7 separate regions of the Homo sapiens genome follow, and all the other regions are linked to region 1. A link is a loop called in an ENCODE intact Hi-C map of the cell type or tissue named here. Cell type or tissue: heart right ventricle. All regions are shown on one strand. Region 1 overlaps PIP5K1B (phosphatidylinositol-4-phosphate 5-kinase type 1 beta). Region 2 overlaps TMEM252-DT (TMEM252 divergent transcript). Region 3 holds the start of PABIR1 (PP2A Aalpha (PPP2R1A) and B55A (PPP2R2A) interacting phosphatase regulator 1). Region 4 overlaps TMEM252-DT (TMEM252 divergent transcript). Region 5 overlaps PIP5K1B (phosphatidylinositol-4-phosphate 5-kinase type 1 beta). Region 6 overlaps PIP5K1B (phosphatidylinositol-4-phosphate 5-kinase type 1 beta). Region 7 overlaps PIP5K1B (phosphatidylinositol-4-phosphate 5-kinase type 1 beta).

What was found. Hi-C counts contacts between places; a loop is a spot of excess contacts. Peaks named below come from ENCODE experiments on the same cell type or tissue, not always from the same donor. Only the 100,000 strongest peaks of a DNase experiment are listed, where the experiment ranks them.
Region 2: a loop joins it to region 1, with 7 times the contacts of the local background. A loop is called at or near these places in 88 of 110 quality-filtered maps.
Region 3: a loop joins it to region 1, with 2.4 times the contacts of the local background. A loop is called at or near these places in 25 of 110 quality-filtered maps.
Region 4: a loop joins it to region 1, with 5 times the contacts of the local background. A loop is called at or near these places in 86 of 110 quality-filtered maps.
Region 5: it touches region 1 in a loop (3-fold over the local background); 22 of 110 quality-filtered maps call a loop at or near these places.
Region 6: a loop joins it to region 1, with 2.3 times the contacts of the local background. A loop is called at or near these places in 14 of 110 quality-filtered maps.
Region 7: it touches region 1 in a loop (2.6-fold over the local background); 14 of 110 quality-filtered maps call a loop at or near these places.

The regions. Positions count from the first base shown.
Region 1 is chr9:68,998,127-69,002,126 of GRCh38, forward strand. The region is part of intron 15 of PIP5K1B (phosphatidylinositol-4-phosphate 5-kinase type 1 beta); the gene reads left to right. Among named protein-coding and RNA genes, the nearest start is that of PRKACG, 14 kb to the right of the region's middle. RefSeq lists an enhancer at 938-1,067. In heart right ventricle, a CTCF peak has its summit at 1,684 (motif pointing left); DNase peaks (open chromatin) are centred at 872 and 1,695; H3K27ac peaks cover 1,584 bases.
Region 2 is chr9:68,582,838-68,586,837 of GRCh38, forward strand. The region is part of intron 2 of TMEM252-DT (TMEM252 divergent transcript); the gene reads left to right. Among named protein-coding and RNA genes, the nearest start is that of LINC01506, 38 kb to the left of the region's middle. RefSeq lists an enhancer at 1,817-1,906. In heart right ventricle, CTCF peaks have their summits at 521 (motif pointing right), 1,787 (motif pointing right) and 1,987; a DNase peak (open chromatin) is centred at 1,794.
Region 3 is chr9:68,777,834-68,781,833 of GRCh38, forward strand. All of the region lies in intron 2 of PIP5K1B (phosphatidylinositol-4-phosphate 5-kinase type 1 beta), which reads left to right. PABIR1 (PP2A Aalpha (PPP2R1A) and B55A (PPP2R2A) interacting phosphatase regulator 1) reads left to right here and starts at 2,232. Exons shown (of 1, transcript NM_138333.5): 1 at 2,232-4,000. The coding sequence starts at 2,332. The coding sequence ends at 3,195. RefSeq lists silencers at 1,721-2,135, 2,253-2,492 and an enhancer at 2,140-2,968. In heart right ventricle, a CTCF peak has its summit at 2,454; DNase peaks (open chromatin) are centred at 2,158 and 3,057; H3K4me3 peaks cover 2,711 bases; H3K27ac peaks cover 4,000 bases.
Region 4 is chr9:68,595,499-68,599,498 of GRCh38, forward strand. The region is part of intron 2 of TMEM252-DT (TMEM252 divergent transcript); the gene reads left to right. Among named protein-coding and RNA genes, the nearest start is that of LINC01506, 51 kb to the left of the region's middle. RefSeq lists enhancers at 76-576, 577-1,077. In heart right ventricle, no CTCF peak of the experiment used is centred here; no DNase peak of the experiment used is centred here.
Region 5 is chr9:68,793,481-68,797,480 of GRCh38, forward strand. The region is part of intron 2 of PIP5K1B (phosphatidylinositol-4-phosphate 5-kinase type 1 beta); the gene reads left to right. Among named protein-coding and RNA genes, the nearest start is that of PABIR1, 15 kb to the left of the region's middle. In heart right ventricle, no CTCF peak of the experiment used is centred here; no DNase peak of the experiment used is centred here.
Region 6 is chr9:68,852,601-68,856,600 of GRCh38, forward strand. All of the region lies in intron 4 of PIP5K1B (phosphatidylinositol-4-phosphate 5-kinase type 1 beta), which reads left to right. Among named protein-coding and RNA genes, the nearest start is that of PABIR1, 75 kb to the left of the region's middle. In heart right ventricle, no CTCF peak of the experiment used is centred here; no DNase peak of the experiment used is centred here.
Region 7 is chr9:68,842,793-68,846,792 of GRCh38, forward strand. The region is part of intron 4 of PIP5K1B (phosphatidylinositol-4-phosphate 5-kinase type 1 beta); the gene reads left to right. Among named protein-coding and RNA genes, the nearest start is that of PABIR1, 65 kb to the left of the region's middle. In heart right ventricle, a CTCF peak has its summit at 2,406 (motif pointing left); a DNase peak (open chromatin) is centred at 2,399; H3K27ac peaks cover 968 bases.

The DNA.
Region 1 (4,000 bases):
GTGGTGCAATCTTGGCTCACTGCAACCTCCACCTTCCAGATTCTAGTGACTCTCCTGCCTCAGCCTCCCAAGTAGCTGGGACTACAGACTCACACCACCATGCCTAGCTGAATAGAGATGAGGTTTCCCCATGTTGGCCAGGCTGGCCTCGAATTCGACCTCAAGCGATCCGCCCACCTCGGCCTCCCAAATTGGGATTACAGGCATGAGCCACTGCACCCGGCTGATTTCCACTTTCTTAAAAGCTAGTTCTGCTCCAGTTTGCCTGGGTCTTTTATTATTATACATCCAGGCGCGGGTTGCCCCTCATTTTTCATTCTTTTCCTCCTAAGACTGGCCTCTCTTCCCTTCCCTTATCCCTCTAGACTCTTCCTATTGCTTCTCTTTGTGGTTTCTATTTTTGTCTTCCTTGTCAGAGAAAGCCAGTGTTTGCCATTTTCTGGAAACTTTCCAACTCTTGGGAATAGTGTTTGAGGAAGAACAGCCTGTAATGGTGTGAACTTGGGGTCTGCGAGGCCCTGAGCCTGCAGAAAACAAACAGCAGACTTAGAAAGAACCAGATTAGAACAAACAAGAACTTTTAGGAAAACAAGTTTAGATCACACCCATGGACCTAGTAAACAGGACTGTTCTCATTCGTGCCATTTCCCCTTCTGGGCTCTGAGGGGGAATGGGAAAATGCTTAAGGACTATTCGGTTTATAAAAAATAAAGCCCCCCAAGTGTGATGAATGGCACGAGTAGGAGTAGGCAGCTGAGGGCCTGGCTTCCCGTGGTCTGCTTCTGCCTCTGCTGGTTTCCAAGGCCTGCTATCACAAATGACCACAGACAGAAATGGATTGTCTCACAGTTCTAGAGGCCGGATGTCTGAAATCAAGGTGTCAGTAGTGCCACACTTCCTCTGAAGGCTCCAGGGGAGGATCCTTCCCTCCCTCTTTTAGCCTCTGGTGGCTCCACATGTCCCTTGGTCCTTTGATCTGCGTCACTGCTGCCATGTTCATATGGCCTTCTTCCCTGTGATGTTCTGTGCCTCTGTGTGGCCTCTCTTCTTATAAGGATGTCACTCATTTGATTTAGGGTTCACCCTAATCCAGTATGACCTCATCTTAACTAATTACATCTGCAAAGACCCTATTTCCAAATAAGGTTACGGTCTGAGGCTCCAAGTGGATAAGAATATTGGGGGGACACAATTCAGCCCACCCCTCTACCTTACCGAGGGACCTGTGAATTAACTGCTCCTTACCACACATAGCCTCGTTTTCTTGTTCACTTCCCTTCTCCCTGGTTGTCACTGTGACGTTAGATAGATGTTTCCAAATTAGTTTGTATTCCTCACAAAGAGGTATCAGGTAAATGACTATATGAACAGAGTCAGTCACCTGTTGGGGACATAATTTGTGTTCGAAGTAAAATCCCTGGGGGTGGACTGAGGCATTGGTATTTTTTAAACCTCTACACACACCAGAGCTGAGATCCCCTGAGCTTATTAACAGGGTCCTTCAGCTCTGAGCATCCTGGAATTCTTGTATGCTAATGTAAGGGGGAACCGTGTGACTCCCCTGGCAAGATAGCTGTCCCATTACACGTGCCTCTAATGTAGAAGCAAAGCCTAGGAAGCTCCTACACCCTCAAGTTTATGATCTGGGCTTGCCAATGAGTTCCTGCTTTCAGCAAGCCCTCTACTGCCACCTACTGATAATCAAGGCGGGGAAGGAGTGATGGAGCCCCTAGAGTTGAAACGTAATGAAGAGCAAGTGTGTGTCTCAATGGAGTTCCCACTCCATGTACTTGATTGTAGCCTTTCAGTGTTGTACGTGCAAGGTCAGCAGGCGGCGGGGGTATGTCCTTCAGAGGTCAAAGGCAGCTTACTCTGACAGGCCCAGCTCCACCACCTTTCAAGTTGGACTGGAGGCTACAATTACAATGTGGCGCAAAAATGAAGGTGTTACCTTCCCTCAGGTCCAAGTGTGCCCCCCTCATCCATCAAGGCCAGTTCTGCTTGAGCCTTTTTGAAAGGCTCCCTTGGCAGATTGGGATTCAACACAGAAAATGCTTCTTTCTACTGTTTAGGCAGCAATTTTAACAAAGTATCAACAAATCTGGGGTGGAGAAAGCCATTCTTCACCTTCGGTCTTCCACAGGTCCTCGCCTACAGCCATGGAACTCCCAGGTGATTGTGGCTTTTGAAGTAACTTTAGTAGAGAACAGAATTAAATATAATAAGATAAAAATATGTGGGGTTTTTTTAAAGACTTCCTAAATCCCAGTGGTTGCTATTTTATTAGTTTTCTAGGGCTGCTGTAACAAAGTACCCCAGATTTGGTGTCTTGAACAGAAATTTCTTTTCTTGTCATTCTGGAGGCCAGAAGTTCAAGATCAAGGTGTTGGCAGGGTGGATTCCTTCTGAGGGCTGTGAGGCAAGGATCTGTTCTAGCCTTTCGCTGGTTTGTAGGTGGCCTTCATCTCCCTATGTCTTCACATCACATCTTCCCCCTGTACGTGTCTGTATCCAAAATTCCCCTTTGCATAAGGACATCAGCCATATTGAATTAGGGCCCAACCTGTGGCCTCGTTTTAATCTGATTACCTCTATAAAGACCCTGCCTCCAAATAAGGTCACATTCTGTGGTGACAACAGTTAGGACTTTTAACATAGAAATTTTAGGGGAACACAGTTTAGCCCGTAACAGCTACTTGGGTGTTTTTGTAAAGGAAAATGCCGCCGAGGAAAGTGCTGAGATGGAAAAGGCTTGATGGGAGCACAACTTTTTTTTTTTTTTTCTTTTTTTGATGGAATCTTCCTCTGTCACCCAGGCTGGAGTGCAGTGGCGCAATCCTGGCTCACTGCAACCTCCACCTCCCAGGTTAAAGTGATTCTCGTGCCTCAGTCTGCTGAGTAGCTGGGAATTATAGGCGCACGCCACCACACCCGGCTAATTTTTATTTTTATTTTTTTTTTGTAATGACAGGGTTTCAGCATGTGGGCCAGGCTGGTCTCGAACTCCTGACCTCAGGTGATCCACCTGCCTCGGCCTCCCCAAGTGCCAGGATTACAGGTGTGAGCCACCACACCCAGCCTGGGTGTGCAGCTTCTAATTTCCACCCTCTGGGTCTTGGCAGAGGGCCTCTGGTGCATTCCTTCCTGTGGGTGAGAGAGAAGCCAGTGGCGTTGTCCTCAGGCAGTGCTCCTTTTCAAATGAAACCAGTACCATATTCCTCCCCCCACATTTTTCAAATGTGGCTGAAGCAGGGGTCAGAGTGGATTGTGTTGCAGCAACAGATCTATGTGATGTGTTAGATGATAAGGTGTATCAGTCCATTTTCACACTGCTATAAACAACTACCCAAGACTGGGTAATTAATAAAGGAAAGCGGTTTAATTAACTCATAGTTCCACATGACTGGGGAGGCCTCAGGAAACTTACAATCATGGCAGAAGGTGAAGGGGAAGCCAGGCACATCTTACTTAGTGGCAGGAGAGAGACAGAAGTGGCAATCACCAGACATTTTCAAACAACCAGATCTCATGAGAACTCTGACATGACAACAGCAAGGGGGAAGTCTGCCCCCATGAATCAATCGCCTCCCACCAGACCACTCCCCCAACACATGGGGATTACAATTTGACATGAGATTTGGGTAGGGACACAGAGCCAAACCATATCATGAGGTAACCACCCAGATTTACAATTAGCAGGAGTCACTCAAGTGCTGAAAAGTCCACTGCAGAACTGTCCACCAGTATAAATCACTGATGCTCTCAGGCTTCTCTTGGGTCCTTAGGAAACAAATTAATCAGTCAGGGAGCTGTGTTAAAATGTTACCACATTAACAGTTTTGAAATGAGAGGCCAAATCTTAAATCCATCCCAGGAGACGGCACAGACGAGTGTCAGCTGCGTCTTGGGTCTGCTCTCACCTTATGGCTCATCTACCTGCTGCTTAGTGTGGGATGCTTTAATGAGGCATCTGGAGGCCGGCAGGAGGCCTGGCACTCCA
Region 2 (4,000 bases), 420 kb before region 1:
TATACAGCATGGTGACTATAATTAATAACAATGCATTGCATACTTGAAAATGGCTAAGAGAATAGATTTTAAATATTCTCACCACAAAAAAATAGCTATGTGGGGGTGATGAATATGTTAAACCACTTATTTAATTATACCACAATATATACATACATTAAGACATCATGTTGTATACTGTAAAGGTATGCAATTTTTATTTGCCAAAAGTAAATAAATAGCTTATTAGGAAAAAAAACATGACCATTCTATCTAACTCCCACTGCCCTGTCCTGGATCACCCGCCGCGATCTCCAGGTGCCGCATTACCACTTCTCACCTTGACATTTGCACCCTTGGTTACAGACATACACAACCTTGACTCTGGTTGAGATTCTCCTCCACTTATGCTGTCCTGGGCAATATCCGCTTAGCATTCTGTTTATCCACACCTGCAGAACTTTTTTTCTGAAACCTCAGTCCTATGTAGCACACGGCCCTCCCCACCACCAGGGGACAGCGCTTCCAGCCCAGGGAGCAGAAACCAGGCCAAGGAGGCAAAGATGAAATCAGGCAGGGGACGGTGGCTCACGCCTGTAATCCCAGCACTTTGGGAGGCCTAGGCGGGCGGATCACATGAGGCCAGGAGTTTGAGACCAACCTGGCCAACATAGGAAACCTTGTCTCTACTAAAAATACAAAAATTAGCTGGGCGTGGTGGTGCACGCCTGTAATCCCAGCTACCCCGGAGGCACAGGCAGGAGAATCGTTTGAGCCCAGGAGGCGGAGGTGGTAGTGAGCCAAGATCGCACCACCGCACTCCAGCCTGGGCAACAAGAGTGAGACTCCGTCTCAAAAAAAAAGAAAAGAAAGGAAAGAAAGGAAAGAAAGAAAGAAGGAAAGAAAGAAAGAAAGAAAGAAAGAAAGAAAGAAAGAAAGAAAGAAAGAAAGAAAGAAAGAAAGAAGGAAGGAAGAAGGAAGAAAGAAAGAAAGAAAGAAAGAAAGAAAGAAAGAAAGAAAGAAAGAAAGAAAGAAAGAAAGAAAGAAAGAAACCAGGGCTGCCTCCAAAGCTCCCCGCTCACAGGATCAGCTGCCCGTCCTAGAGAAATTTCTTTTTAACACTTTCATTCTTTTAACTCTTTCCCACTCACTGGATAAGGATTACATAGGCACTAAAAGGCATGCGTGTATTTAGAAAAGACATTTCGTATTTTGCAAAGGGGAGAGCATTTCCAGTATTGACGGGGGTCTGTTTATTCTGTTGATAAATTAGAATTATAGCAAGCTTTGTTACCTCACTTCTGATCCCACAGCAGGTTAGAAGGAAGGAAGAGGTCAGGAGTGGTGTTAGAGACTGGCAGCAAGACAATGAGGGAAAAGGTGAAAATGGAAACAGAAATGAAAACCCAGAAAGCATTGCAGGCTGCAGGGAGTTCGCATGCAGGCTTCATAGTGGAAAAAAAAGTAGAACTGTGATCAGATCTCAGCAGCTTCTGAGCATTTACAGCTGTTTTTCATGGGGCCGGAGCCAATTTTTTAAAAGGAAAAATCTGAATCTCTGAGAAAATGGTTAATGTCGGTCATTGTACTCCAAGCAGGCAGCAAAGAATGCAATGCATTTTTAAAAGACATACAGCCCTAAAAGAATGAATGAGAATTGACTCGATTCTGCTTTTAGGGAATCTTTGAGGGAGAGGAGGTAATTCGTCTTTAGCATCTTTCACGCAGGCCCCGCTGGTCTTTGCCGGTCTACAAAGACCTCCTCCTGCCCTCCACAAGAGGGCGCCAGAATTCCTAGGACAGGACCCGGTCTGTGGTCAAGAGACCCGATGAAACTCGACATGACCACTAGAGGGGGGCAGTGAGGTCCTTAAACTGCATTCTGAGATTCCAATTTGTATTTGTTTATGTCATTTTAAAGATGCTTTCATCTAAGAGACATGCTTTGTCCTGTGTGCATGATGCCAGTGAAAAATGTGCTCTTCAAACCATGGGAGCACACTTCAGTTCAGCATTTCCATCGCATCAGGGCTGGTCTGACGTAAGCAGGTGACTTTGGCGGGAGGTGGGGGGATTGGGGGGCAGGGAGGGGGTGCCAGGTACTCTTTACCCAGCAGAAAAGGCATTTTGTTCTGCTCAGTCTATCCACAACAGTTTGCAGGAAACATTAAACCTATTAAAGTGTGCCTTGTTTCAAGAATGCATGTAGGTCACGAACAACTGCTAAAGATCGATCCTTGCCACTTCTTTTTGAGGGAATTGGAGTTAATACAGAATATCCAAAGATAACAGGAGGAATCAAGTCGGGGTTGATGTGCCCCCACCCCCCACCCCCAAGCAAATGAATCATCTCTCTTCCGAAGGAACCGTTCCATCCAATAGCACCACCTAAAGACCCTTTTGGAAGACTGCGGTATGCTCCACTGGAGTGCTCTGAAAATAGCCCTGTAGTGATTAACGTAAGGACAAGAATGATTCTGCTGGGATTTGTTTTTCAAGCACCCTGTTTTTGTGGCCAAGAACACATTCCTTGAATGGATACACTTCAGGTTGTTATATAGACAGTAGTGGGGGATTGGAGAAGGTTTAAGATGTACTTCAACATGGAATAATAAGCGATCATTTTTCAGGGGTCCCCAACCCTCGGGCTGCAGACCGGTATGGGTCCGTGGCCTTTTAGGAACAGAGCTACACACAGGAGATGAGTGGTGGGCGAGCGAGCGAAGCTTCATCTGTATTTACAGCCGCTCCCCATTGCTGGCATTGCCACCTGAGCTCCACCTCCTGTTATATCAGTAGTGATGTTAGATTCTCATAGAAGTGCAAACCCCATTGTGAACTGCGCATGCAAGGGATCTCGGTTGCGTGCTCTTTATGAGAATCTAACTAATGCCTGATGATCTGTCACTGTCTCCCGTCACCCACCCCCCCACCCCCGCCCCACCGCCGATGACACGGTCTAGTTGCAGGAAAACAAGCTCAGGGCTCCCACGAATTCTAAATTATGGTGAGTCGTATAATTATTTCATTATATTTTACAATGTAATAATAAGAGAAACAAAGTGTGCAATAAATGTAATGCACTTGAATCATTCCAAAACCATCCCCCACATCATCCCTGGAGAAATTGTCTTCTATGAAACCAGTCCCTGGTGCCAAAAATGTTGGGGACCACTCCTTTAAATGATGCTGAGGAGTACATTGACATAGATGGACAGTCGCAATATGTTGCTAAGTTTAAAAAAATAGGTTCTAAAACAGCATGACCCCATTTGTGTAATATATGTGTGTATACATACATTTTTAAAAGTCTGACAGATATATCCTAAAATGATTATTCCTGGATGGTACAATTATAAGTAATATTAAATATTTCTCATTTTTCCCTCCATTTGGTTTATCTGTATTTTCACATTTTATCTACCCAACCATGTATTACATGTGTAATTTTTTTTTAAGTTTGCCAACACATGCACTTTATATCTTTTTTTGGTATTAAAAAAGACCCAGTCTTGGAACTTTTTTACACTATTATCATACACTAAAAGAATTTTTACCATTCCACGTTAATAAGATAAACACAAATTCCTTCAATATATTATTCTCCCATTTTATATATGTATATACAGACTTATTAAATAAGCATTTATTAGCACTTTAAAGAGTTATTTTTAAGGAAGAGATAGAGTGATTCATCTTTTTGATTGCTCGCTTTCATCTAAGCCAAAATGATACATCTATAGAAACATTATGGGTGAGAATCAGAGTACACTCCTTTTGTTACTACATATATATAGTGTATATATAGTAACAAAACATATACTATATGTATGTATGTATACTATACTATGTACTATACATATACTGTATATTTACATATGTTTCTTAACCTTACTTTTACTAATAAAATTTCTTAAAGGGAAACCTTTGAAAGAATCATACTTGACTTCAATCATAACCTAAAGATGTTCTTTCAGGAAATTCTGGGATGATGTATGGGTTGTCGTGAAAATGATTCTGA
Region 3 (4,000 bases), 220 kb before region 1:
TATTTAATGTTCTTTTCTACTTACCTAATATTAATTTTTTTGTAGACATTTCCTCCTCTCTCCTGTTTTTATTGAATAATTTGTAGCATTCTTTCAGCCACTTACAGTTGAACTTCAGTCATTTGTGTCTCCTGTTCATCCTCTGCACAGCATGCTATTAGGTTCTGTTGTTGCCTTGTCTCCCAAATCCATCTCCTTCTGCCTTTCCCAACTTTGGTTTTAGACCTTTGTTTCGTCTCAGAATTAGCCATCCTTCTCTAATTCATGCGAAATTCTCTCTTTAATCCATGTGAAATTCAGAAAAAACAATACAGGTTTTTGAAATGAGTCCTTGATTCAAATTGGTTCAGATCTTTGTTCTTCCGTGTACTGGCTGTAGTGCCTTTTGCAATTTTTGAACCTCAATCGTTCCTTCGTAAAATGAGTATAACAATATCTATGCAGTGAGGATTAAGTGGGATTATGGAGTGTTTAAAGTGCCTAGCAGGGAGTAGGCACTTAGAAAATGTTGGTTCTTTCCACCTTGTGTTCTTCTGCTTCAGATCTCTTAATTTCTACAACTCTAAATGTGCTATTTTCCTCTCTCAGTAAATAATACTACCATCTCACCAGTTTAAATAAAAAAAGCTATGAGTCCCCTTCGAATAATCTATTTCTTTCACAATCTAAATTTAATCCATCTGCAAATCCTATTTGTTCTAACTCAACACATATCCTCAGTCTCTCTGCTTCTCCCCATTGACACTGCTACAACCCTAGTCCAAGAATCTTATCTGTACTGTTGCCATAGGTCCTGAATTCATCCTTCTGCCTCCACTCTGGTCTTCTTTCAGCCTGTTTTCCACAGAGCCTAAGTGATATTTAAAACATAAACCAGATAATATCAGTCCCCTGCTTAAAACCCTCCAGTGGCGTTTCATCATATTCAGAATGAGATCCAACTCTTACCCTCTCCTAACACTCCCGCTCTTATGCTTCAGCGGCACTGCCCTTTTTTCTTTTTCTGCTAACTCATCAAACTCATGGCTGCCTCCGGCCTTAGCACTTGCTATTCTCTCTGCTTGGAATACTCATTCCCCAGATGTCCACGTGACTTACTGCTTCTTGTCATTTAGATCTCAACTCTAATTGTCCCCTGACTTCTATCAGTAGTGCTCCATCACACCATCTTACTTTTCCTAAGGCTTACCACTATCTGAAAATAGCCTGCGTTTCTCTATTTTCCCCTCAGTAAGAATTAAAAGTTCATACTAGGGCCCATTTCCTAGCAGTGTTTGGCACATAGTAAGTATGCTGAAAAAAAAAAACCTTGACTGACTGAATAAATGAACAAATAAACTCACTTTTAATGAGATATCAAGGTTTTATATTAATTACATGAGCCAAGAATTGTGGTTTCATTTTTAAAATGTGAGGACCTACTGGTTTAATCCTTCATACTTCACACATATGCTTGTGCTGGAACTATGACTGTAAATCAATAGCAATACCATCCTCTGTTTTGGCTTCTTCCCCTAACCTAAATAGTTCTCAGATTTACTTTTCTCTCCATCTCCACTGCCACACTGTCACCTTAGTGCAAATGACCATCCTCTCTGGCCTTTTTTCTGTAAGGTTTTAATCTCCCAATATGTATTCTCCAGACTGCAGGCCAGTGAGCTTTTCAGTTGCTGTTACACCCATGCTTGAAAACCCTTTAAGTTTTCATTGTTCTCAAGATAAAGACCAGAATGTGGTCTGGTCCACCACCTCACGTCAGGCCAGCCCTCACTCTCCACTCCAGGCCACACTTTCTCCTCCCCTCCTGGTTCCCGCCTGCCAACTGGCTGGGTAGCCGTTGCTTCCCGCTTCCTGCAAAGTTCTACATCGCACCCATTTCGCCCACTTCTTCAGATTTCAGGAGATTGTTCCTTCCTCGAGGAAGCCCTCCCTGATTAGGCCAAGCGCCACTCCACGTCATACAGCCCCACATCACCATGGGCCTCTCTTTCAGGGCTTTGTTTTATGAGTATGCAATCCAGAATATGACAATCTTATTGACATGCGTCAACGCGAGCTTGCGCTCAATAGCTATTTGCCGAAGGAATATACGGACTAGCGGCCCGACCACTCCTCGCCCCTCCCCTACCACTGCCGCGCACATATTACGCATTAAGCAGGCGCCGCGAGTACGGACATCGCGAGCGCCTGCGCGAAGGGCTACGCATGCGCAGAGGGGCCAGCCCGCTGACAGATTCTCGGTGGCGGCGGCAGCGGCGGCGGCCCTGGACTGCGGGGAATGGGAATCCTAGGTCCCTGACTGAGCACCTCCCCCGCCTCCCTGCCCCCGACATGGCTCAGGAGAAGATGGAGCTAGACCTGGAGCTGCCTCCGGGTACGGGCGGGAGCCCGGCGGAGGGCGGTGGCAGCGGCGGCGGCGGGGGCCTCAGGAGGTCTAACAGCGCCCCCCTGATCCACGGCCTCAGTGACACTTCGCCGGTGTTCCAGGCCGAGGCGCCGAGCGCCAGGCGGAACAGCACAACGTTCCCGAGCCGCCACGGCCTGCTGCTGCCGGCCTCCCCTGTCCGCATGCACAGCAGCCGCTTGCACCAGATCAAACAAGAAGAGGGCATGGACTTGATCAACCGAGAGACGGTCCACGAACGGGAGGTGCAGACCGCAATGCAGATAAGCCACTCCTGGGAGGAAAGTTTCAGCCTGAGTGACAACGACGTGGAGAAATCCGCCTCCCCCAAGCGCATCGATTTCATTCCTGTGTCACCAGCACCGTCACCCACTCGGGGAATTGGGAAGCAGTGTTTTTCGCCATCCTTGCAAAGTTTTGTAAGTAGCAACGGATTGCCTCCAAGCCCTATTCCCAGCCCAACGACCCGATTTACCACCCGGAGAAGCCAGAGCCCCATCAATTGCATTAGACCAAGTGTTCTTGGACCATTGAAAAGAAAATGTGAAATGGAAACTGAATATCAGCCAAAGAGATTTTTCCAGGGCATCACCAACATGCTTTCTTCTGACGTTGCACAGCTGTCAGATCCTGGTGTGTGTGTATCTTCGGATACCCTTGATGGAAACAGCAGCAGTGCCGGATCTTCTTGTAACTCACCAGCGAAAGTCAGCACTACCACCGACTCTCCTGTGTCACCTGCCCAAGCGGCTTCTCCATTTATTCCACTAGATGAACTTTCGTCTAAGTGATTCACTCATCCTGAGACTTTCTTTTTGCAGTGGAGAGAGAGAATAATCTAGTTGGGGCAAACACTGAACTTTGTCAATTAATTTGAGGCTATTTCCTATTTGACCCCTTTTCTTTTTTGAAATTCCCTGAAATGATGTTATTCTAGAGAACTTCTATGTCAGGTTCCTTTGGATACCCTTGAATTCAGTGTAGTAATATTTTCAGACGTTTCCCCAATAAGTGTGTTGAAGCATACATCTTTACGCTGCTAATATGTCTAAATACATATGTTATCCCTTGATTTTTTTAAATAACTGAGAGCTCTATTTATTTATGGGATTATTAAGTTCTGATGAAAATATAAATGTTGACTTAATCAGCATAGTAAACTGATGTTTAAAATTCCATACTTCATGCCCACACTAATTTTTAATGTTATTTTCAGTGGTTGCCGATTTCCATTTGATGAAGAACTATACAGCTTAAAAAAATACGTTAGTTATATCTATCTAGTGGTTGTCTGTTTTACCCAGGAATTCTTGGATATTTAGTTTTCTGGGTACTGAAGTGGATGGGAGGGGGAATGATTAAAGAACAAATTATAAAAGTTTGAACAAATCTTTTCAAATTAAGTATATAAAAGTAAACTTTTAAGAAAAACATTTTTAATGAGATTTTAATAGTAATTCTAGTCAGTCATACAACTATAACTACTATAGAGAAAATAAAATTTTTTCCTTTTTTTTTTTAACCGGAAAGTGCATTTGCTTGGGTGTAATCCTAAAGTGAAATGGGACAGTGCCTTGCAGTCTTTGCCCACTATAC
Region 4 (4,000 bases), 400 kb before region 1:
GCAGTTTGAGTCTTTTTTAGAAACAGCGATCACCTCTGCAAACAACCAGCAACCCCACTGGTGCAGTGGGCATTTATAATGTTGAGTAACATAGTTTAGCCAAAAATACATACAATAAAGAAGAACTGGCCTCATACCAACATATTTCATGATGATTCAGAGATTATTAAGTGGTGCCAATTTCAAAAGCCTATCTGAGCACACAATTTCATTGCAGGGTTGTCCAATCTTTTGGCTTCGCTGGGCCACATCGGAAGAAGAAGAATTGTCTTGAGCCACCTGTAAAATACACAAACACTAATGATAGCTGATGAGCTAAAAAAAAAAAAAAAAAAAAAAAAATCGCAAAAAAATCTCATGTTTTAAGAAAGTTTACAAATTTGTATTGGGCCATATTCAAGCCATCCTGGGTCACATGTGGCCTGTGGGCTGTGGATTGGACAAGCTTGCTCTAGAGCCATAGACAAGGTTTGTTGGTGGTGTAGGACGACAAGAAAAGGTGACCTGGGCCCCATCACACGCAGGGCCAAGAGGAGCAGCTCCACTCTGCAGGCCCCACCCCCGCCACTCATGCAAATGAAGCTGTCCTCAGGCCTAGCAACTTGCCCTCTGCCCTCTTCAGCCTCAATACTATGCTGGCCTCTGTGCTGTCCTGGCCAATGGAGATGGGGACAAGGGGCTCCCCAGGGCAGCTGGAAGTCAGCTCCTGCTAGATCACTACTCCCTCCCACCCAGCTGATGGGGAGAATCTCTGGTGGAGCCATCCATTTTCTGGCTCTGTCTTACAGCCCAACCAGTGACATTGCCATCTTCTCCCATTTTCCAAGCTCCTCCCAGCCCCCTCCCCAGGCGTCCCCTCTGTCAGGTAGTGAGGGTCTCCTTGGGAGGCAAGCAACCAGTAAGGACAGTCAGGGCCACTTCTGGGTTGGAGGGAGGCAGACCCTGATCCAGAGGGAGTCCTGCTCATGGGTCCTCCAATGCTGCATGTGATTCCCCACTCTTTCCACAGTGCTCATGCTGTGACCCCCACCTGGAACCCCCCTACCTTAATTTCATCCCAACTCCTACCCATCCTCCAAGGCTGGCTGAGGTCTCACCTACCCTAGGGGCTTCTTGACCATTTCCCAGCCGCAGAGCATCTGTCTCCTCGTACTCTCGGCTCTGGCTTTCATTTATTTAGTCTAGAGCTAAAGCACATGGGCTATAGTCAGGCTGCCGGGACCCAGGCTGTGTGACCCTGGACAACTTACCCACAGTGTCCTCAGTTTTCGTATTTGTAAAATGGGAATACTCATTGTGCCTACCTTGTAGGGTTATTGTGAAAATTAAATGAACTGGGCCATAGGTCCAGCTACATACTAAGAACTTCATACATCTTATCTTTTCTCTGGATAGCCTGTATTTTTCAGGTCAGTTTATTGTTATTTAACTTTACATAGTTTACATATTGTCTTCTTAATGAGATTAGAGGTCCTCTGAGTGCTATAAGTAAGCTGTTGATGGTGCCTCTTTGTAGTCTTCACAGCACCTAGCCAGTAACCTACACACAGTAGGTGCTTAATACTTATTGTTTAAATTCAATATAGTGCTAGCAGTGTCATGTGGTCTGCAAAATAGATCATACCAAAATGTAAGTCATGGATCAGTATAACTCCCAAAGGCTTCTAGTTTCAGGTAGACTTTGCTGCAACACAAACCAGCCTAAAACATGGTGGTCTAAAAACAGCAATGACGATTTATTATTTCTCATGATTCTGTGGGTTGACTCGGGAGTTCTGTTCATTTGCAACATTTAGCTGGAGGGTCAGTGGGGCTGGAGGGCCCAAGATGACCTCACTCATGTCTAGCCCTTGGTTCTGGCTGGTGGCTGGGCTCCATGGTTCTTCTTCATGTGACTGCTCATGCTCCAATAGACTAGACTAGGCTTCTTAATAGCATGGTGGTGACTCAGGATTTTAAAAGTGTTACAATCAAAGGTATATTAGCATCCATGTCTAGGTTCTGGAACTTGCTGTGTCACTTTTGTCATACTCTATTGATTAAAGCAAGTCACAAAGCTGGCCCCAGTTCAAAGAGGTAGTGAAATAGATATCACCATTTGAAGGTAACACACCCTTGGTAAGAAGTTTGGTTAGCTTGTGAGATGACAATCTTCATAAACTTTCTATGTCATGCTTTACAGTTGAACAGTTGAACAAAGTTGCTCACAAGCATTTGCTATTTGAGCCTCATAACAACTCAAAATTCCTCTGAGGCAGGAAGGAGAGGTATACTATCTTTAAAATGTAGAGTAGAAGGCTAAATTTACACATGTTCCTCAGACTCATACAGTCAATTAATAGAATTGCACTCATGCAGCAATTTCCTTTTTTTGCTTTGAAATATTTCAGTCCTACAACAAGTATAGAAAAATAATACTCACACATGTATCTTCCACCTCGCTTAAGAAATAGGATGTTAGCAATTCACTGAAGCTTCCTGAACATCAGTCACCAATCACATAGCCTCCATTTCACTAACTGCTTTCTCTAGGATAATAGCCATCTTGGATTTGGTGTCTATCATGTCCATGCATAAAGTTACGCATTTTCCACATGTTTTGTTGTTGTTGAGTTGTTTTTTGTTTGTTTGTTTGTTTTTGTTTGTTTTTTGTTTGTTTTAAGACAGAGTCTTGCTCTATCACCCAGGCTGGAGTACAGTGGCAAAATATCGGCTTACTGCAGCCTCCACCTCCCAGGTTCAAGTGATTTTTGTGCCTCAGCCTCCTGAATAGCAGGGATTACAGATTTGCACCACCATGCTCGGCTAATTTTTGTATTTTTAGTAGAGACAAAGTTTCAGCTTGTTGGCTAGGCTGGTCTCGATCTCCTAACCTCAAGTGATCTGCCTGCCTTGGCATCCCAAAGTGCTAGGATTACAGGCATGAGCCACCGTGCCTGGCCTTCTTTCCACATATGTTTTTATCCGTCAGTTACAACTACCATATTTCATTGTTTCTAAGGCACATTTGTTTTTTCACATTTTCATCTCTCTGAAGTCAGGATGCTCTCATCATTGGTGACATCTTCCAAAAGCAGTCAGCCAGGTGGCCGCTGTATCACAGCCATCATGGCCGTACATTCTCTGGCATCACAGGGACAAGAAACAAACTTGCAGAATTGGTGTCAACATGTGGGAAAAGATTCTGGAGACAATGGCAGGGTACTCTTCTTACCCTGAGGAACCAAATGGCTATGAGGAGGGGGTAGGGGAAGAAGGGGTGGCAAATCAGAAATGTTTTAGCAAGATTCCAGAGCAGGAACAAAAAGTAGGTTAGCTGCACCTAACTGCAAAAATAGCTTGAGAGTACAATGCCAATGACTTTGTTCTTTTATAGATTCTTTTCAAAAATGCTGTATCACCAATACTCAATTTGCATGGAAGTTTTATTGTGCCAAAAAACACAGACACCAGGAAAGAATTCTAAGAAGTCAGATGTTAAATGTGGAAAAATTTATAGAATACCTTAATTGATTATGTTACTTATATTTTCCTCTTTTATGCATGTATAAGAGTAATATATGGTTTAAAAAAACTGTCAAATCAGTGTGGAATTGTAAGGGACAAGAAAACATTTTGTCAGAGTTTAATTCTCAGCATTTTTTCTGTCTTAATGGTGCACAAACTAATAGTCTATCTCATAAACTTTATTTTTATTTATTTATTTTTTTGGAGACAGAGTTTCACTCTTGTCACCCAGGCTGGAGTGCAACGGTGCCATCTTGGCTCACTGCAACCTCCACTTCCCTTGTTCAAGCGATCCTCCTGCCTCATCTTCCCAAGTAGCTGGGATTACAGGCACATGTCACTGCACCCAGCTATTTTTTGTATTTTTAGTAGAGACGGGGTTTTCCCGTGTAGGCCAGGCTGGTCTTGAAATCCTGACCTCAGGTGAGCCGCCTACGTTGGCCTCCCAAAGTGCTGGAATTACAGGTGTGAGCCAGCCCGCCCAGCTATCTTA
Region 5 (4,000 bases), 200 kb before region 1:
TTATAGGTATATTTTGAAGATAGAACCAACAGATTTTGCTGGTAGATTTAAGGTGGGCATAAGAGAGAAGTTAAGCATAACTGAAAGGTTTGAGGCCTAAACAACGGGAAGGATTGGAGTTGCCATCAGCTGAAATATGGAAATCTATGGGTGGAGTAGGATATTTTTTGGTGGGGGGAGGGGCTATGGCTGTGGAGGTGAGTGGCATTAGCTGCTGAGTTTTGCATACGTTAAGCAATCTTTATTAGACATTCAAGTGGAGGCATCAAGTAAGCAGTTAGATACCTGAGTCAAGTTCAGGAAAGAGGGCTGGACTGAAATACACAATTGTGAGTCATCTGCCTGTGGATAGTGAAGTCAGGAGAGTAGATGGGATCACTAAGGGGAAAGTGTCATTAAAGAAAAGACTAAGAACTGAACCTTGAAGCATTCTATAACATTGAAAGATCAGGAAAAGGAAACCAAGCTAGAGCAATCAGAGAGGTAGGAAAACCAAGAGAGCACGGCGCTTTAGAAACCATGTGAAGAAGACATGAGAGAAGATGGAGTGATGGTGTGTCAGTTGCAGCTGATCTGACAAGTGAGATGAAGTCTAATCACTGAGTGCTGCATTTAGTGACATAGAGGTTACAAGTCACCTGTGTGAGAGTCATTGCGGTGGAGTGGTGCAGTTGGAGCCTGACTTGAGTGGAGTTAAGATAGAATACAGTGAGCACAATTGGAGACAGCCAGATAGCTGAAGAAGGATGTGGGTTCTTCTAGATTCTTGAGGTGAAAAAGGAACTGAAGCGAAAGGTCATCTTCCTCCCCTTTTATTGGTAAATTGGTATTAAGTGTTTCACAAGAAATACTCCTTTACACGTATGTGATTATAGCTTGGGGGAACAATCAAGGATAAATGACAGTTTCTTTTCTTTCTTTCTTTCTTTCTTTCTTTCTTTTCTTTCTTTGGCATTATTGTGAGAGGGAACAATTTTATAAGTAAATGTTTTTACTCCAAACATGAGTAAACTGTTCAAGCTAAGGGCTTTACTGACTTACTTCCTTCATGGGTTTGTCTGGTTCATCTTATTCCCTTGTCATCTATTTCTCCTGATGACTTTTTTCCACTTATAAATTGAAATATAGTTCCACACCCATGACACAATTATTTCTGTAACTTTGGCCCAGTTTCCTAACCCAGAGACATTTTTCTCTTCAGTGAGTGCTGTAAATTAAAAAAAAAAAAAAAAATAGTTCATTGTCTTCTTAGATTTTATTCAGGAGCAGATTTTTCCCTATTCCTTTGCAAAATTGTTGCTGAATAGTGGGAGAGGAGAGGACCAGTAATGATAGGAAACAAACAATATTTTCCTCACTTTGAATTGCTAAGATTTCCTTCTAATCATAGAATATTGTCAGGTTCCTTCTTGTGGGTTGGGAAGTCTGTCTGGATCCTTTACAAAAGAGGACTGAGGGACATCCAAGCCATATTTGTAACCAGCAGGGAAAAATGCCTTCTCCTGGAACTGCTTATCTCTCCTGATAATGCATTTCTGTCTTTCAAGACGTCAGTTAAGTGCCGTGCACTCCATGGAATGTCCTCTGATCCTTCCGGCTCTAGGTAGTATTGGTTTTCCTCTGAATCAGTGTACTACCTTCTGCCTGTACTCCTTACTTTGTGTGTGTGTGAGAGAGAGAGAGAGAGCGTGTGTGTGTGTGTGTTTTAATGGTTAAAACATCTGTGTCTCTACAGGCTGGTAGAACTACATTCCACACCTAACCTTGTGACTTCCAAGCTTTCTGATTTTAGGCAAATTGCTTAATCTTTGTGTGTCTTAGTCTTTTCATCTGTTAAATGGGAGTGGTTCTTATCACAAAAAGTAGTAAGGATTAGAAAGGAATTCTCTATAAAATTGTAAAGTTATTTATTCAGAAAACTGGTAACTTGAATAAATGGAAACCCGAAGAATATATGTAATATATGGAATAATCCCCTATCTTTAGGGCAAATTTCCTGAAGGAAAGGGACAATAGTTTATCTGTCTTTCCTAATACCAGTTGACTGAGAAAGAACTTAGTGAATGTTTATTAATGGTGATAGATAACGCTTGGAAAATATGTGGAATGGTTGCTCACAGAAATCTGTGATATGTGTCTTAAAATATTTGCACATTAGCAAATGTTTTAGACTTTAGGAAATCTTCCAGACTAAAACTCTTTCTAGGGAAATGGTGTTGCAATTTTGATGGTATATAGGAAGTCAGTGAGCTTTCCTTTTAGTTTTCCTAACATTCATGAAAATTTCTGGGTTTCTCCTATTTCATTCATATTTTCATAGAGAATTCAGAAATCTGCTTTAATTTTAACACAGTCAATCAACCTTGTTCTATAATTAGGATGAGAAGTTAAATGACATTTACTTTTGAGCAAACTTTCATAAGATATGTATTTTAATCATGTGAAAAAAAGATTAGAATAACAAAATATACTGAAACAGGCAAATTACACCTTCTAATGAGAGAAGCGATGCAGGTTCATTTTAGAAATTGTAGAAAGTTCTGATAAGCAAAAGTAGTACACTTCACTGAGATGCCATTGTTTGCACTTCATGTATATTGTTCCAGGCTTTTTCTATGTCTAAATATGTATATGTGATTTCATACGGTGATAGCATCCTGCTGTATATTCAGCTCCATAAACAGCTTTTATTCCCCATGTAATATACAGTGAATGTTTTAAATATGCTTCTGCATTTTTTTGATAGTTGCATTTTTTTGATAGTTGCATGTTATTTTTTTCTGTGGATGTACCACAGTTAATCCACTGTTACTCTTTAGTTTGTTTTCAATTTTTTCCTCAATTACAATGTTCTGATGTACATCTGAACAAACTTTTAAAATTTAAAGACCACAAACATTTCTTAGACTTGCCAATATAAAATACCTAATTCAACTTTGTTCATTCTTAAAACATTCCTTTCTGAACCGGTTTTGTTATTTATTTGATGGTCATGTTTGGAGCTCCTGTGTGTGACTGAAAAAAGAAGAAAAGTGTAGTTTTCTGAACATAATCTGCATTTCAGATTTTTTCATGAATCTAAGACAGCATTTTCCTCATTTGATCCAAACTAGAGAGTTTTGATAATGTCATCAGGAAATGATGCTCCGAGGTTGTCTTCTCCTCAACCAGAGCAACCCGTAATTCATGGCTAGTGAGGTTGCCAGGAAGTCAGTGATCCTTACCATTGTGTCATTTGAATGAAAGAAAGGCTGGAGCATAGGAAGTGGGGAGATGAGAAAGAAGCCAGAGTTAGATATCTATCCCACAGATTTAAGGTCACCACCGTTTCCGTCTTTCATAGCTATGGCAACTTGAGATCCCATGTTTTCTAGGTTAGTTATCAAATATTCCCTCCAGTAGCCCAGTGAAACATCTTAGAAATTCTAGTATTTGGACATCAAAACTAGCATATTTCTATTTTATGCACCTAAAAATGACACCAAAACCCTTTATGACATCATGGTTGTCAGTTTTAGGGTTATAAAATATGGTGACCATATATAGATCTTAGGAAAAGGAGTAAAAGAGATGAGTTAATTATTCATTTTTTCAATAAATGTGGTGAATGAATACTTACTATGTACCTGGCACTGTCCTAGGGCCTGGGCTTACAAAGACGAGTGGACAAGTCCTTAAGTTGCTCTTGGCGTGGTACACACATATATGTTTAATGTCTACGATGCTTTGTTGTTATTTGTTGCTGTGTAAAAGACATATGTCCAAGATGCTACAGGAACCCAGAGGAAGGAAATGCAAAGGTTTTTACAGAGGAAGCAACTCTTTAGCAGGTTAATAAGTGGATAGGCATTCCCCAGGGAGACAAGGGGTACATGATGAGTGTCATTCAATATGTGCAAAGAACAGAGTATATTCTAGGATTCTCCAGCAAACAAGAATTGCAATGTTGATTTAAAACATTTGGAGTAAGTATTGGGTTGAATTTTTTGTTGGTGATGGT
Region 6 (4,000 bases), 150 kb before region 1:
TTACTGATGGTAACCCAGGGCACAGAGCAGGGTGAAGGAGGGTTGAGGGACAGGCCTGGGGTAGATATCCTGCACTGTCACTTCCTGGCAAAGGTAGGAAGAAGTGGATATTCTCTCACTTCTCCTATCAGCCAGCTGGACTGGGGGGATTTTACGATCCTAGGGGCTACTAGAGCTACAGGGATGCAGGAGCCAGGCTCTCTGAATCACCTGACAAAGGCAAGTGGATTATCATTCAGAGACACTCACTGTGGACTAGGTCCTATCAAAAAATAAACTTCTCTTGAATCAAGACATTGAATTTTAGGGGTGTGTTTTTTTTTATAGGACTTGGTATTTGAGGATTGATTTATTACAGCATTTAGCATTAACAGGAACTCAATTGTAGAAAGTTTTGAAGGCCAAGCAAAGAATTTGGATTCATTTCTACAGATGGTTAAAAATTAGTGGAGGCTTCTATGCTGGGAGGTGGTTTTAAAAGGAAAAACAGAAAGAGAGCCTTGGAATGATGAGTCTGGCAGTCACATGGCAGGTGGAATGGAACACAGTGAGCAATCCATTGATGCAGCTGGCCCAAACCCCATGTGATCAGCGGGACCTGTGAATCAGTCCCACACAATACAAGCTGAAGGGATGGAAGCATAATCATATTCCAAGTTCAGGTGCCAGCCTGCCATGTAGAACTTGGGGAAGGAGGTGGTCTAAGACCAGTTGAATGATCACCCCACTCTATGAAAGGGCCTGGCTGGCCCACTGTGAGATATGGAAGAGGAAATTTGGAAAGAGTTGTTGATATGTCATGAGTAACCCACATAAGGGAGAGGCTTGGGAGAGGGTCTGCCCACCATCTCAAGCCTAGAGAAGGGGGCTTCTGTGAGACCACTGAAGAGTGTGCTGTGTGCTCCCTGGAGCCTGGAGGATGCAATAGACTATAGTATTTTTCTGAAAAATCAGAAAGTTTTCAGAAGAGAAGTTTTGGTCAGCTGCTCTGATGACGGCAAAACCAAAAAAGGCTCCTTGGGGAGGGTGGGTGTTCCAGGCAAATGATATGTGACCATTGGAGGACACTGAGCTCTAGAGAGAGCTAATGTGGGGTCACCCCAGTCCTGTCTATGTGAAGACCTGGAAAAACAACAGGAAACTACCAGGCAGAGGAATGCAATAGCCATTTGCGGGGGAGAACTGCAGACCCCATGAGAGCACCTCACAAGAAAAAAAGATACATACCTGGACAGCCTTTTCAGTTCCTGGTACATTTTACAACTGTACTCTTCAAAAAACACCTTTCCTACCTCTTTTCTCCTCCCTCTAGCAACCAGTCAGAAAAGAGAAGAGAGGCTCCCAAGCCCCTCCCACTGCTGGAGGCCGGCTTGTGCCAGGCAAGCTGGGGGAAGAGAGAGATGGCTACCAAAAGCATATATAAGTTTTTATTATTATTATTATTATTATTATTAAGCTGGACTGTACATACCAGATGTCTAGATGAGACCATTTTTACAGATCTATGACTGGGAATAAACAGAAAACTTTTTTTTTTTTTTTTTTTTTGAGACAGGGTTTCATTCTGTCATCCAAGCTGAAATGCAGTGGCACAATCACAGCTCGCTACAACCTTTACCTCCTAGGCTCAAGCAATCCTCCTGCCTCAGCCTCCTGAGTAACTGGGACTACAGGTGCCGCCACCATGCCTGACCAATTTTTTGATTTTTTGTAGAGAAAAGGTCTTACTATGCGGCCCAGGCTGATCTCATACTCCTAGGCCCAGGTGATCCTCCTGCCCTGGCCTCTCAAAATGCTGGAATTACAGGTGCAAGCCACCATACCTGGACAGGACCTTTTATTCCAGAAGCCACCAGAAGGGTCATAGACCTGCCGTATATTTCATGCTGGGGCAGAAGAAAAATCTAACCCCAGAATACATTTAGAGGAACAGTGGGAGACAAAAATAAACTTGTTATGATTACATTTTATAAAAGCACAATCATTACATAGGTTTGTTGCATTAAGGCCTTGACCTAAAAGAAAAAGCTAAAAAGATGAGCAACTCCTAAACATGCCTTTGTCATGCCTCAAAATGTATTTTAAAACATAGTAGCAATACCTTCATTGGAGGACATTTCCATCCCAATATATAAAACATAAAATTTAGAAAACTTGGGAAGTACAAAACTTGAAAGCAAAAATCACCTAATATCCCGCTATCCAGAAATAATTGTACATTTTGGTATATTTCCTTCCTGTCTTATTTTCCTCCGTGGATATGTACACGTGTACTTGGTTTTTCTTGTTTAAATTTTATGATCTGTATTGTGTCCTGCTTTTTAAACTTAACATAGTATCTTATTTTTCTAAGTTAAGGATCACTTCTAAAATATGATTTAAGTGATGGCATAATTTGACGAGTCCATCAAATAATTTTGTCAAATATGCTAGATCCAGATTTAGGTTTATATATGAATTAACAATATGAATGAGAAAAATATAGAGAATTTGACTCATAGCTTTAGATATTCCATCAAGTTGTAGTATTTATATTATCAGATGAAAGAGCTACTTGTGGAGACGGTTGTCACCCCTTTCTTCAAACTCTCTTTTCTTGGTTTCAGTGAAGCCATATTTCCCTGATTTTCTTCTACTGTGTTAGTCACTCCTACGTCTCCTCCAAAGCTTTTCCTCCTTCCATCTATTTTCTAAATGTTGTTGTGGTTTAGGACTCTCCTTGGATACTCCCCTCTCTCTCTTGGTTTTCTCATTCAACCCCTTGGTTTTCAATATCATTTATATGCTAACAACTCTCAAAATGAAATATTCTCTCTAACCTCTATCCCAAGCTCCAGACTTGTATGTTAGCATCTCCAGTTGGATGTCTCATTAGCATCTCAAATGGAACTCTGAATCTCTGCTCCAAAATAGGTACCATCTTCAGTTTCCTCAGCTTGGTAAAGTGACTTCAGTCCTCTCAACTGCTGAAGGAAAATGCCAGGAGGCATTGCTGGTACTTTTCTGTCCCTTATTTCTAGTTTGCAGCAAATTCTGTCTCCCTCCCTCCAATATATCTCAAATCCACCTCCTCTGCCCATCCTCTCGTTCATCACCCTTCTCTAAGCCATCAGTATCTCTATATGAACCACTACAACTGCCCCCAATCACTTTCCTGCCTATAATCCCTCCAATGAAACTGGTTGTAGGACTATGGAAATGATACAGTTTGTGGGTAGGCAAACCTCCTCCTCTCTGAGAGGAAGTGGGACAACCTCTTGCTTCTGAGTTCTTCAAATCATTTCTCAAGTTCTTTCCTGTATTAATTTTCTATTGCTTCTATAACAAATTACTACAAGCTCAGTGGCTTAAATCAATGCAAACTTATTATCTTATAGTTCTGGAGGTCAAAAGTTCTAAAATCAAGGTGTTGACAAGGCTGCGTTCCTTCAGAGGCTCTAGCAGGGAATCAATTCCTGCTACGCTAAGTAGCAGCCAGAGTGAACCTTTTCAAATAAGAATGCTGTTCCCTCATTGAAACACATCAAACCATTAGGATGGCCTATAAGACCCAGATCTCAGTCTGTCCAGTCTTTCCAGCCTCCAGTTCTGGCACTTTCCCTGTTACCCGACTAATGAACTCATATGATTTGCTTTCAGGTCCCCGAACCTTACTGCTTCTCTATCCCTGGAAATCAACTCCCCTAATTTCCTAATGTGCTTTGTCTTTCCTCACCACACATAGTAATCCAAAATGTCAATTCCTTAAGGGCAAGACTCTGTTCAGGTCACCTTTATGTCCCCAGTTTGTACAAAGGACACAGCCAGTCTTTGTTGACACGACTTGTTGACTGGCCCATTCTCACTTTTCAGGTCTCAGCCTACAGATCATTCCTCAGAGAGACCTCTGAGACTCCATCATTCTTGAGTGGGTCTCCGCCCTTCTGACCTCAATTATTTCACGCTGTTCTTTCTGTCACTGACTTCATTTGTCTTTATGCATGTGTATCTTTGTCTGTTT
Region 7 (4,000 bases), 160 kb before region 1:
TGTCAATAGTGCCAAAGTTGAGAAATCCTGGCCTACAGGAATTTATGACTTATCTGATACTGGGCTTTGAAGGCTATATAGACAGTTGATTAATTTAGAAACAGCTTGGCTTGTGGAATAAACATACCTGGTATAGTCTGTGAACTGAAGTGAGCCAAGGTGGTCCCAGTATTGCTTCCACACTTGCTGTCTCAGATCTCTGTTCTCAGTGACCAGAGTTAAAAACCAGCTTCCCTCTGCCCTTCACGTCTGTGGGTCCTATGGTTGAGGATTTTTATGTATTGTTTTTCTTTGGGGTCCTGATAAAGCTTAGATAACCAAACATAGAATTTTTAAAGGTGATTGTGAATACAAAGAACTAAGGAGTGCCTTACCCTGATCCATTCTTTACACAAGCAGCCCCAGTCAGGGAACCCTATGCCAGGGGAGGAATTGGGCCTCAGCATGGACAAGTCTTGGCAAAGACCGCTATGGCAGCAGTGTCTGAAAAAGGAAAAGAGTCCAAGGAGGGAGGAAATGACTAGGAGGCTGCTAGAGCCTTCCCTCAGCGCCATGTTCTACTCACAGACCAATGTAGTAAAAATGATTTGTATTTCCTTGTTCCTTTTTAAATTTTTGAAAAAAAATTTCCATATTTGGGGGTTTTCCCCATTGCCAGGTGGTTACATTCCAAAGAAATTATATCATGGGATACAGACACAAGTATTTCCAATCATGCTTATTGTGTAGGGCTGATGGCAAGGTGATTCCCCTCCATGGCCACACATCATAACCAGGCAAGCCCGTTAAGTATCAGCAACTGGAAGTCCAGCATCAGGACCACCCATCCCTCTGTCAGGCAGCCCCGGTTGGTGGTGGTAAATGGAGGAGACTGAGGCCTCTTTCACTCACTTAAATTCGGAGAGTGAGCCACTCTACTCCTGTTGGGAAAACCTATTTCCTTACCCAACGAGACTGTAGAAAATTCCCCTCAGCCATATACCATGCCAGGTTTCTTTTACAAGCCAACCTGTTTCCAAGCAACCCTTCTTGTAACCTTCTGGAGCCAAGTATCTGATATTCGTACTGGGAGAAAGATGAACGGATTCTGCACAGACACGGGCCCTGCCAACATGGGCCTGGGAAGAGGGGAAGCTGGATGTGTGGCTCAGGAGACAGGCAGAGGTTGTTAGAGGAAGCACAGAATACTGGAGGTGAAGATAAAGTCAGTAGTTGGCCAGGCCTTTTGTGCAACGGACTCAAGAAACATGTAAGAGAACAAAACATTTTTAGACTGATAACTGATTACTTGTGTACATCTTGAAAGTTGGCTGCTGCAGGGCCTAAACAAGAGAGAGGCCTTACAGTAGGGGTTATGTGTCCATAGGCTCATGGAAGCTTGGCATTGAGATGATCTTCATTCATTCAATATCATCTACTCAGTCATTCAGCCAACACTGAGTTAAGCTCTGAGCAAGGCATTGTAGTTAGATGGCAGATAGGTTAGCGTTGTTGGAAAGAGTGTGGGGTCAGAGGTCTGGGCTGCAGAAACCCACCACAGTTTCCTCTAATCATGCCTGGGAAGGGGGAACCAAGGGGGAAGGAAGCAGCCCTCTATTGAGCAATCAACTATGCATCGGGCACTTCCACTTGTGTTGTAGCAGCAGGAGCCAATAATCGTGCATTTGGGACTGGGCCACTAGAAGACTGGCTTGTTGGGATCAAGTCAAGGGGTTCTTGGAAACCTGCTGAGAACAGGCCCATCACCTGACAGCCCAGAAAGATGTCCGAGTCTGGTGGCCAGATCCAATGGGGGAGATCCAGTGGGGGAGATCCAATGGGGGAGATCTAATGGGGGAGAGCCAAAGGTGTTTGTTGGTAGCTCTGACACCAACTTTTATGACCTGGGCAACAACCAAAACAATTTAATAACGCTCTCTCAGAGTTCAAGAGAAAAGGACTAAACAGAAATAAGCAGCAGCCCAGCCTCTACCCAGCTGGTACTCCTGGAAATTGCACATGGGTGAAGCAAGGCTGCTTCCTCCTGCTCCACTTGTGAGAAAAATGACTGCCTGTTCTCCTTTCTCAGTATCGGTCTCTAAGAGTTGTAATCCAAAGAAGGCAAAATACAATTACTTTCTGTTGCATTTTTAGAGCAGCAACTGTAAGTGGGAGGGAAAAAAAAACAGACATCTAGAAAATGGTGGAATGAAATATGTTAAATCATACAAAACAAGTGGCTTCCAGTGACCACCTATACTGAAAAATAAATGAAATCAGAAAGTCGTATATCGTGTAGAATTTTAGAGGAGGAAGAAATTTTGGCAATTCTCTAAGCCAGCTGCCTTCATTTTCTAGAGGAGGAAAGTGAGCCCCCGTGCTATAATGAAGCTGTCTCAGAGTCTCACAGCCCCCTGGTGGCAGAAGGAGCCTGAAACTGATTGTGCTGCGTGTTGGTGATCCCAAATGTCTGTCCATGTTTGTAAATTAATATGGTGGGGCTTATGAAATCAGGACCACAGTCATTGTCTGTGAATACTTCTCTTTTTCTACCTTTGGTCAAAAAGTTGGTTGGTAGAAGAAGAGCTAGAAGCCTAGAGCCAGAGCCGTGGAGCCGTGGGGGTTCTCTTTCATCCTATCTGCAGCTTGGGTAGCCAGCTGGGTTTTGGAGGAGAGTGCATCTCTTCCGAAGACCTTAGTTGCTTTCCTTGCGGAAGGGCTGATCCTGGCCTCCGGGAACAGGAGAAACATAGTAATTTTAAAGGTTATGAGGAAAGGAGGATAGGGATCCCGAAGGCCAGGGAGGAAAAGCCAGTGAGTTTGGAGCGTGGGAGCTGCAGGCAGGTGGGAGAAGCTGAAGGCCTAACGTGGCTGTTTTATTTGTTTAAATGTACAGGGCTCAGAAATAGAGGATTTTGGAAACTGTATTCCACTGTTCTAAAAGAGAAAGTGTGTAGGGGGGAAAATAGCATCTTGACTACAATGTAATCCTAGATCTTGAAACGTGAGGTTACATGGACAAAAAATGCTTAATCCCAACTTGAAAGTATGCATAATATTCAAAATTATCCCCCACCTTCAGTGCTTTACCCAGGTTATGGAGATTCTTGAAAAACATGTAAATGAACTTTGTGTATGTTAGTCTATGTACACATTTAGGAAGAGTTCCATTTAATAGTCTTTTTGTAAAACATGATCTAGGATTTATCTTTCATATGTACAATCCATCTGAATTTAAGTTTCCTCATCTGTGGGGGTAATATACGGGTTATGGTGAGAAATAAATGTTGCAAATAACTTAATCTTACACAAAATAAGCACTTAACACAATAAAATATATGTGTATTAAAATATCTCAATGGAAGTCATTGCATTAGAGTCTTCAAATACTCAAAACCAGTCTTTTTCTACCCAGGAAACACCTACATTCTAAATTTTAAAGCCCCTTTAGGTAAATACTGATATTAATGTTTCAGATTGTTTTGTTTAAAATTCTCTTGGCATTGTTCTTCTGTGGTTTTCCAGAAATATGGCCAGAACTACAAAGCACATGGTACTGTAAACAATTGCTATGCCAGTCATTTAAAATAACTCAATTATTAAAGGAGGGATGTCTTCACCCCCACTCTTTCAGAAAAGACAGCTTGGCCTCTAAATTCTTATGAATTTAGAGAGAAGCCATTTTCCTCATCCCTTCTTGATGTCATTCCTTAGTCCTTACATCTGCTGGATCTATTCTATAAGGAGTGTTTAGGGCTGGCATATGGAAAAATGATTTGAGATTGGTAAACAGCAAGTCACAGCAAGTGATGCCTCTCACTGTCAGTCTATAAAATCACTGCATCGTCAATTTGAAAGTGTTTTTGTTCTATGTATGATTCCATCTCATTTAGCAACAGTTACCCTGCCCCTTTCTTCCTTCTAAACCTTGGATCCCTGAGCTTTGCTTTTCTATTTCGTAAATGTTATTTATTCCTCTAACATAGATAATGACATCTGTGATATAATACATGTATGTATA